Regions from separate parts of the Homo sapiens genome. Here region 1 is linked to region 2. Evidence: chromatin contacts called from ENCODE Hi-C or POLR2A ChIA-PET data. All regions are on one chromosome and are shown on one strand. The core of a region is the stretch at or near the end of the contact, and the rest is flanking DNA. Distances in the headings are between cores, read along the strand shown. Region 1 overlaps NFATC1 (nuclear factor of activated T cells 1). Region 2 holds the start of SLC66A2 (solute carrier family 66 member 2).

Region 1 (4,578 bases), core at 1,163-3,662, 420 kb after region 2:
TCCCCTACTTGCTGAGAGCTGAGGGCTCCCCCCAGAACAGTGGCCTCTGTGCTCTCCTCACGCCACCCCACGCGGGACCTCCCCTACTCGGAGAGCCGAGGGCTCCTGATGCCTGTGAGGTCTCCTCCCAGCTCCCCCAAACGCCGGCCTCTGTGCTCTCCTCACGCCACCCCACGCGGGACCTTCGACGACGTTCTCAGGCTCACTTCAGATATTGTCAAACGCAGAAAACTGGGGGATAGATGCTTACTAATCGCTTTAGGTGGTGATGACTTCCCTAGTCCTTTAACTCAATCTGTACACCTCTGAGCAAAAGAAATCAGAATTCTTGCATTTTATAAAGTCCTAAATGAAAAATGTTCCTGAAAGATGAGAACAATAATTACTGTAGAAGTTCCAAGTTTCATATTTTAACTCATGGCCAGGTAATATTTTCCCACCCAAACGTGAAGTAGGGAGCTTTGGTGGGGAAAAGGGGAAGAGCAGCTTTAAGAAGCGGGGAGAGACGGTGAGAACCTGTGGGTTTCCACACGTTTCCTCGCCAGATGATTGTCAAATGGCGTGTGACTGTGTGTGTGGCCAGAGCCTCACCCAGGATATTCCTCTGAGCAAAAACATTTGGCACTAGCAGGAGTTCCTTCTCCACCTCGCCCGGATGAACATTTCTGAGCTGCTTCAGTTACAGGGCCTGGGAACTATCCGGCGTCTCGCAAATTTCTACGGCAGGTTTTTACCTAAACATAGAAGAAAGGGAACAGCTCTACTGGCAAGATGCCCTTCCAACGGCGAATGGCCGCGTCTACACAGCCTTCCCAACACGAGGTTCATTTCACAGACGATCCAAGTACACGCCACTGAAAACACACTCTGAGAACAAAGCGGCATCTTCCACGCGTATCATGAACCACTCGCAGACTACGCCTGTCCAGCAAAAAAATACGGCTTTATTGGATCTATTTCCTAACTACAAAGACAGCTGACACAGACATCAAACGTTTCCTTTTCAATGACAGTCCCCTGAGAAAGGCTGCACGTGACTCCTACAGTGCCGGGTGCAGGGTACCCAGCCGCAGGTGGGACGCGGCCACACGTCTTCACGGTTACGTGCAGACCGACGGGATGGCCTTCAGGTTGTTTCTTTCCGTGAGTGAGACACAAGAGACGCGATTGTGCCGGAGCGCACGGTACAGGCCGTTCCTTCTGCGGGAGCCCTTTCTCCATCAGCGACGTTCTGTTCAGTGACTTCACAGCCGGAGCCTCCACCCGCAGGTGCAATTCAGGCAGGTTCCATAAGGGGGCATTAATTCCTAAGGCACGAGTTCAGGTCAACCGTGTTTCAATGAATAAACCATGCTTTTTGGTTATATGGAACAATAGATCGCTGTGAGTAATCATACGTAATAAGCAACTAATTGTACAGAGTGCCCAGCAAGGCCTACACAAACCTACCTGTTAACAGTAACTCATCTGAAAACACACAACGCAGGGCTGAGCATTAAAGTGGCGTTTTTGGTATTGGTTTTCTTAGATGAAGCAGAGAGTGGTAAGGCTTCTGTGAAACAATCATCTTATAACTGAACAAATATATTACACTTAGGTTGCATGTTATTTACAATCACTTTCTAATGTTGCCGTCTGGTAACCTACAGCTACTGTCAATCACAGCTCCTGGCTTTCTAGGGTCCTCCTCGAACTGCGTGAGACGAGAAAATGCACGGCCGTCCGAGGCGGCGATGGACGCCAGCAAGAGCAGCGACTGGAGCCCCAGACGCAGGTTCCAAAACGGATGCCGGTTATTGCTGACAGGGAAGCCCTCCTGGGCGAGGACACGTCGGCTCTGTTATTATTTATACATAAATAGATGCCTAGATATGTACACACATGCAAATGCAGGCTATCCTGTAACAGGTTTTTCTGCTTTTGTCCAGTAACCTATTGATGTGCTATTCAAGTTACTTGTGCTATGTTCGAAGCCAGATTAAAAACAAAGATGCGAGCATGCGACTATGAACAAGCCTACGGTTTCAACCGCGCAGACAAGGGAAGCATGTTACAAAAGAGCTGAGATGACAGACTGGAAGATTCTAAAATGCACTGTGTAAGGCAGCAGGAGTGTACGTGACAGCCCAGGAAACGTTCCAAATGTTGGAGACTCATACTAGAGTCCTCTCGCAGCCTTCCAGCGTTCTCTTCATTCATACAGAGGGTAAAACCTCACAATGAAATGTGTTTGCAGTTTCTGCTCCTAAAAATACTCCTACAGTAGCAAATTCAATGCTCAATTCTATGATGCCCTGATGGTCTGGTTAAATAAGGCACTTCCAGTATTGAACCCCAGGGGTGCCAGAAGGGCTGGGCGTGGGGTCAAACTGCGTGTGGGCCGTTCCCATGAAAGGCCCCTGCACGGTGGGTCTCCCGTGCTCAGCCCGGCCACCTCCCTTCTGTTGTCATGAGATGACTTCTCCTCCAGGTGACACAGTGGTCTCCCTTCCTCCCTGCTTTCCTTCTTGTTGGAGAGCCAATCTTTGCACATATTAATGTTCAGCTCCTGGCATTCAGTCAGTTGGAGGTTCTGAGTGGTACCAGGTGTGAGTTCAGTTTATTTATTCAAAAGTCTTTGTCTGCTGAAGTCAGCATACCCCTGCTGAACTGAGTGCTCCAATGTGGCAACTAGGAGTGGGTGCTCGTGCTGGAGAGGTCATTTCGTATTATTTCATTTACTGTAAGAAAAGAAAAATTGAGAAAGTATTAGAGAAATACCATAAACATCAAAGCAACGCCCCCAGCCCTGCTTCTCCATCAGTGACGCTCACGCCTGTGACAAGGCATCTCCCCAGGAACCCACATTTCCTCCTCGGTCCCACCCTGGTCCATGAGTGTCGTGAGCCAGTGCCTGGCTGCCTCGGCAGAGAGCTGGGGTCGCCAGAGTGACCGCCCTCGTCCGTAGCACGGTACCAGCACGTCTCTGACGGCCAAAGTGCAGGTGCCAGGTGCCGGCCGCGATGCTGGGAAGATGCTGTGGCTGTCTCTCCACGAACCAAGCGACCCACAGGTCCACACCAGCACTTCTGTGGTGTCAGCACCAGTGTCGCCTGAGCCTCCCTCTCAGGCTCTTCCTGATTTTTATTTCCCTTTGGATGGCAGAGTCCCTGAGTCCCCCACAGGCCAGTGACGTTCCCCGTCACCTGTGACTTCTGGCAGACGCAGAGGAAACGAGCGGCACTGTTAGGGCCTTTGTGAGCTGCATGCATCCCCGCCCCACCCACCTCCTGCTGTGGCCGCCCTGATGGGCGCTGAGATAGGGGATGTGCCACCAGCACTGTCGCCACGTCCCATCTCCCTCCCAGGTTCTGGTGGGGCGTGCGCTGACGTCACGGAACTGCCCGGGCTTCCCTCTGCCATGGGCTGGAGCGCCCAGAGCCCAGATAAGCCCCACGTGTTTCTGCAAAGGCCCCGGCCTGTCTCAGGGCGGCTTCCTGGAGCAATTAGTAGTGTGCATTTCATCACCCCACTCCCTTCCCCAAATTCCCTTTCAACAACCCCCGACTATTTTTAAGAATAACAATAATAAAACACAGATGGAGAACCAGGAATTGTGTCATGGGAACTGATAACAGGACACACTGGCACTGAGCTCCAGGAGGAACCCTGGCTGCAAACACACACCCGAGGCTGGCTCGCCCAAGGCTCTGCGGGGCCAGAGACCCAGGCAAGCAAAGGTGCCCCACATGCCCGGCCCCGCCAGCAGCACCTCCTGACATGGCGCCCACAGAAGGTCCCGACTCTGTCCCGTGTGGGAGCTCAGCCTCTGTAAAGACACAGGCACGCGTGGGCTCCCCGCAGGCCCTGCTCAGAGCCACGCTGATCCTGGGCCCTGCCCAAGACGGGACCTGGCACTCAGCCACAGGACGCAGAGCCAGGCTCTCTGCAGAGGGCTCCGCCCCCAGTGTGGAAGGCACCAGAAGGAGCCCGGGCTCCCGCCCCTCCGTGTGACTCTTCACAAACACTAAGGAGGATAACGACAGGGCCCAGGTGCTCGCAGGCTGCTCCCGGACTGGCACGCAGGACCTGACTTGTCCCAGAGTGCGCACGGCAGCTCCTCACCAGAGGCACTTTCCGTGACACTCGGGCGGCGCTGCGGGGCCTCGGCACAACGCAGAGAGAAAGACGGCTCTGTTCTGTGTGGGGGTCGCACGTCCCCACCCAAATGCCCTAGGCTGCTGGTTGCTCAGCGGCCTCCCGCCCACTGTGCTGCTGAGTGCAGCGGCCCCCAGGAGCTCCGTGCCCTGCTGTGCTTGGCATCTGTGGCACGAGACAGGGATGCCCCAGAATTCGAGACCAGTTAACTCCTTTCCCACTGCGCTGGTTCAGCCTTGCTACAAAAGACGTCTGCAAAGAGGCAGGAGGAGCCACCTGCCCAGGAGGAAGACACGGTGGGGGTTCAGGTAGCTCAGAACAGGCCCCACCTGTGGGGGAAGGGAGGCTGCCCAATGCATGAAGAGACTGGGCTCAGGTCCTCATCCAACCCTGGCCAGCGGAGCTCCAAAAGAAAGGACTCCAGTCAGAATAGTGATTGTG
Region 2 (4,694 bases), core at 54-2,553:
GTGACTGTCCTTATGATCCCCCATAAAACCAGTCGGGCAGGGGGCAGGGGGCAGGGGGCCGGGATCGTGGAGAAGAGGCCGCGGCTGGCGGGGAAGCAACCCTCAGCGTGGACCCCTCAACCTCGCGGCTCGCCCCTTACCCGTGCACCCCTCGCCTCACACCCCCGCGCCCCTCACCCACGCGTCCCTCACCCTACACACACCCGCCCATCACTCGCGCACCCTTCACCCCTCACCCACGCTCCCCTCACCCTTCACCGGCGCGCCCCTCACCCCTCACCCCTCACCCAGGCGCCCCTCACCCTTCACTCGCGCATCACTCACCCCTCACCCCTCACCCACGCTCCCCTCACCCCTCACCCCTCACCCGCGCTCCCCTCACCCCTCACCCGCGCGCCCCTCACCCCTCACCCGCGCTCCCCTCACACTTCACCCGCGCTCCCCTCACTCTTCACCCGCGCGCCCCTCATCCACGCGCCCCTCGCCCTCAGTCCTCACCCGCGCGGGCCAAGAGGGTCCCGGGCGAGGGCAGCTCCCCGCGGGCGGGTGTGGGGCTCGGAGTTGGCTTGGCACGCGAGGCCGGCAGCAGGGCCCGGGCTTCACGCACGCCTGGCCCCCGAGTCTGTCTTGAGGCTCAGGAGCTGCCTTTTCTGCAAATAGGCGCCCAACGGTTCAGCCCGGAGAACTACACGGGGATGGGGAGAGGCCGCCCCGCGTTTCTGCAGCGACAGCGACCGTGGCCGCAACCACGATAATGACAATGGCCACGGTGACGGCCGCGCGTCCAGCCGGCCCCCCGGCGACGGCCCCGGCGCATCTGCTCGTGGGGCACTTGCATCGGAGCGGAGACCCGCGGGGGGCGCTCCGTTTCCCGAGACCCCGGCCGCCTCTGGGCGCTGCAAACTCCGAGCCGGGTCCCCGGGTCTCCTGGGTCAGGACAGAGCTGGACGAGACTCGTCCCCGGGTGGCCCGCATTCAGGACACGCGTGAGAGGGGCGTCCGGACCCCGCGCCCCCGGCCCTCCAGGACGACGCCCTCCGCTTGGATGGCCGCGCGCCGGGACAGCTGGAGACGGGTTAACGTGGGCGCCAGGCCTGAGGGACCGGCCCCGCCCGGCTGGTATTTCCCGACCGGGCGGGAGGAGCCACGCGCCCCCACCGCCCCGACAGCCCCGGCTCCCGGCCCCGCCTGCGCCCGCCCTGCCCAGCGCGCTCTAGGACACCGCGGCGCCTCCGCGCAGCTCCGGCGTGGGCGGGGCCCGGCATTGTGACGTCACGGGGCGGGGTTTCCCGGCGCCTGAGCGGACTGACGCCGAGACGCGCGCGGGTCAGCGGCGCGGGGACGCGGGGCGCTGGGCGCGGGGCTGGGGGCGCAGGTAAGGAGCGCGGGGGCGGCGCGGGGTCCTCGGGGGGCGGCCTAGGGCGGCCGAGGACGCAGGGCCGGGGCAGTTGGTCGCGGCCTTCAGTCCCCTGGCTTGGTCCTGTGGGGTCCCCGGCCCGGCACCTCCTCCCGCGAGCCGTGCGCCCCCATCCTGGGCCTGCGCCCCCTTCCCCCGAGCCGTGCGCCCCCATGCTAGGCCCTGTGACCCTCCCCCGAACAGTGCGCCCCGATCCTGGGCCCTGCGCCCCCTCCCCCACCCCATCCCGGGGCGCGCGTGGACCCCCGCCGGCTAAGCGCACCCGGGCGGTGACCCCAGGGGCTTCGCCCGTCCTCGACCCCGGCGCTGGGACCCCTCCCCAGCCCCCTCCGGGAGCGTCTCGGGACCCCCAGACACCCCCCCGTCCCAGGCAGGGGCCGCTCCTCGCGCGCCCCGGGCCCCGGTCGCCCCCGCTCTGCCTCGGGTCCTGCGGCTGGCGCGGGTCGGGTCGGGTCCGTGCGCGCCGCCCCAGCCTCCCTGGGCGGAACTCGAGCAGCTCCCCGCTCCCCGCAGGCCCCGAGGCCGCAGGAGCGCGCGGAGCGGCGATGAGCAGGCGGCCGGTGGCCCGCGGGGCGCGGAGCCCGTGACAGCCTCGGCCAGGCGGGCGCTGCGATGGAGGCCGAGGGCCTGGACTGGCTCCTGGTGCCACTGCACCAGCTGGTGTCCTGGGGCGCGGCCGCGGCCATGGTCTTCGGAGGGGTGGTGCCCTACGTCCCGCAGTATCGGGACATTCGCAGGACGCAGAACGCCGACGGCTTCTCCACCTACGTGTGCCTGGTGCTGCTGGTGGCCAACATTTTGCGGATACTCTTCTGGTAAGTTGGGGGCTTGCTTTCCTGGGCTGCACCCGGAGAAGAGGGTTTCTCCTTTGGGGTTTCTGGTTGAGGCCGGGGGAGCAGCAGGGTCCACACCTCCCTGCTGGGCCAGCGTCCCACTCTGCCGTGGATGGGGTACGTGGCTGCAGGCAAGTCACTTCTTAGGGTGAGATTATTTTTCCAGAAAAACGGTGGGGTTGGAGCACAGAATCTCAGAGAAAATCTCCAGATCCGCCTCCTTGCATGATGTTCCACATGGGTACTTAGCAGGGACCTCTCAGCTGGGCACTGGCCTAGGCCTGCCTGTGGAGAGGAGCCGTTCCTGCCCTCCTTTTTCATGTTGTATAGTTTTTCTTTGTTGTTTTGAGAGAGGGTCTTGCTCTGTGGTCCAGGCTGAAGTGCATGATGACATGACAGCTCACCGCAGTCTCCACGTTCCTGGGCTCAGGTGATCCTCCCATCTCAGCCTCCCGAGTAGCTGGGACCACAGGCGCACCACCACACCCGGCTAATTGTTTTTTTTGTATTTTTTGTAGAGACAGGGGAGTGGGGGGTTGTCTCACTTTGTTGCCCAGGCTGGTCTCGAACTCCTGGCCTCAAGCATCCCTCCCCACTGGGCCTCTGAAAGGGCTGGGATTACAAGCTGAGCCACGGCGCCTGGCCTGCCTTATTTAAATAGGAAGTCACTCTCTCTGGAGACTGTCTTGTTCCTCTCCCCAACTTCCTCTTTGTATTTGTATTAGGCTAAGGAAATTGAAATTAATTTTAACAGTTGTTGAAGGCAGACATAATTGGGAGGGTGAGTTTTCAGAGGAAATGAGGTCTCACAGCTGCATTCTAAGGCCAAAAACGTCTGAAATTTTTCTTTCTTCTGGGTGATCCCAGCCTCTCTGTCCGGGCAGATTGGAAGGTGTCTGCTGCTCTTCCTATGAAGAGGGCCTGGTGGAGGGGTGGAGAGAAGGAGTCCAGGCAGCTGGTGTCAAGAACTCTGCTTCTGACTCTGGTCACTGAGTAATCACGTACCTGCTTCTTTGCCTGTTAGTTTTGTTTTGTTTTTTTTTGAGACAGAGTCTTGCTCTGTCGCCAGGCTGGAGTGCAGTGGTACAATCTCGGCTCACTGCAGCCTCTGACTCCTGGGTTCAAGTGATTCTCCTGCCTCAGCCTCCTGAGTAGCTGGGACTACAGGTGCCTGCCACCATACCCAGGTAATTTTTGTATTTTTAGTAGAGACCAGGTTTCACCATGTTGACCAGGATGGTCTCGATCCCTTGACCTCATGATCCACCCACCTTGACCTCCCAAAGTGTTGGGATTACAGGCGTGAGCCACCGCGCCTGGCCCGCCTGTTAGTTTTTAAGTCAACCTTATTGAGGTGTGATTTGCATTCCATGAAATACACCCCTTTCGTGTCCATTTGATGAGTTCTGATGCTGAGGTGTCCCGTGTTCATGAGCCGGGGTGCTCCCTGCTCCGTGGCCTTCATCCCAGCCCTGGCCATGGGCAGCCATTGGTCCATGTGTCCCTGGGTGTTAGTTTTGCCCCTGCCAGGGATTTTTAGGTGAGCGAGTGGGTTGGCTGCCTCTTCCCCAGAGTTGTCTCTGAGGCAGGGAGGTTTGTCCCCTGCAACGACCTCGGAGGAGGATTTTGGGTCCGAGTCCCGTCTCGAGGTTTGTCTCTGGGCCAGGCTGCATCTGAGGGAGGTTCAGGGGTGCTCATTTTGGAGACTCCTTCTTTCTTTCCCATCGCCTGCTTTGGAGACGTGGCTGGCGGTGCTGCAGTGGCCTCAGTGAGCGTAAGGTTGACTGGAAGTAGGTTTCTAATTGTCTAATGCTGTTGTTTACTTTGAGTGCATGTTGTGGGGGTTGGGGAGACGCTGGTCGGCAGGCCACCTGCTACAGCCCCAGCTCACGTGTGTGTTGTGAAGGAGCGCTGCACTCGTCTTCAGGGTTATAGAATAAATTCTCTCCAAAATAATGGAGGAAAATTGCCTGAGAGTGGATAACCATACGGGAAAGAAGTTCCGCTTAGAGGTTTCCCTCCCCAGTATGCTCATAGTTCAAAGTTGCTAAAAGAAAATAAATTAGGTTGGGCACGGTGGCCCGCTCCTGTAATTCCAGCACTTTTGGAGGCCGGGGTGGGAGGATCACTTGAGGCCAGGAGTTCAAGACCAACCAACGCAACACAGCAAGACACCGTCTCTACAAAAAATTGAAACATTAGCTTAGGTGTGGGGGCATTACCTGTAGTCCTAGCTACTTGCGAGGCTGTGAAAGGAGGATCACTTAAGCCCAGGAATTCGAGGCTGCAGTGAGCTGTCCTCCAGTCTGGCCAACAGAGAGAGACCCTGTCTCAAAAAAAGAAAGAAAAGAATCTATCTAATGTCCATCTAAGTATCGGTTTGGAGAAGTCAGAGATTAACCCAGTTTCCTGGTGCCATCTTGTCATTGCCTCATGACCTAACT

Evidence for each region. Hi-C counts contacts between places; a loop is a spot of excess contacts on that map. ChIA-PET counts read pairs that join two places held with the same protein, here RNA polymerase II (POLR2A). Pooled maps may share reads with other maps.
Region 1: a map of naive thymus-derived CD4-positive, alpha-beta T cell shows a loop between it and region 2 (3-fold over the local background). The contact joins the enhancer-like site here to the promoter of SLC66A2 in region 2. A Hi-C loop is called at or near these places in 3 of 168 maps with a recorded cell type or tissue (CD4-positive, alpha-beta T cell, CD4-positive, alpha-beta memory T cell and naive thymus-derived CD4-positive, alpha-beta T cell), 15 of 37 single-sample maps with no recorded cell type and 12 of 50 pooled maps. POLR2A ChIA-PET finds 5 or more read pairs at or near these places in 2 of 52 experiments (BJ and activated CD4-positive, alpha-beta T cell).

Annotation. Positions count from the first base shown.
Region 1 is chr18:79,525,670-79,530,247 of GRCh38, reverse strand. It overlaps NFATC1 (nuclear factor of activated T cells 1), which reads right to left. Exons shown (of 10, transcript NM_001278669.2): 10 at 925-2,720. The coding sequence ends at 2,671. Among named protein-coding and RNA genes, the nearest start is that of NFATC1, 130 kb to the right of the region's middle. Within about 2 kb of position 2,412, at least 2 of the 41 ENCODE cell types and tissues checked have a DNase peak (open chromatin) inside an H3K27ac peak, as active enhancers do.
Region 2 is chr18:79,948,262-79,952,955 of GRCh38, reverse strand. It overlaps SLC66A2 (solute carrier family 66 member 2), which reads left to right and starts at 1,303. Exons shown (of 6, transcript NM_025078.5): 1 at 1,303-1,375; 2 at 1,931-2,232. The coding sequence starts at 2,030. It overlaps LOC124904336 (a long non-coding RNA gene), which reads right to left and starts at 147. Exons shown (of 2, transcript XR_007066429.1): 1 at 1-147. RefSeq lists silencers at 772-821, 952-1,461, 1,782-1,861, 1,902-2,021.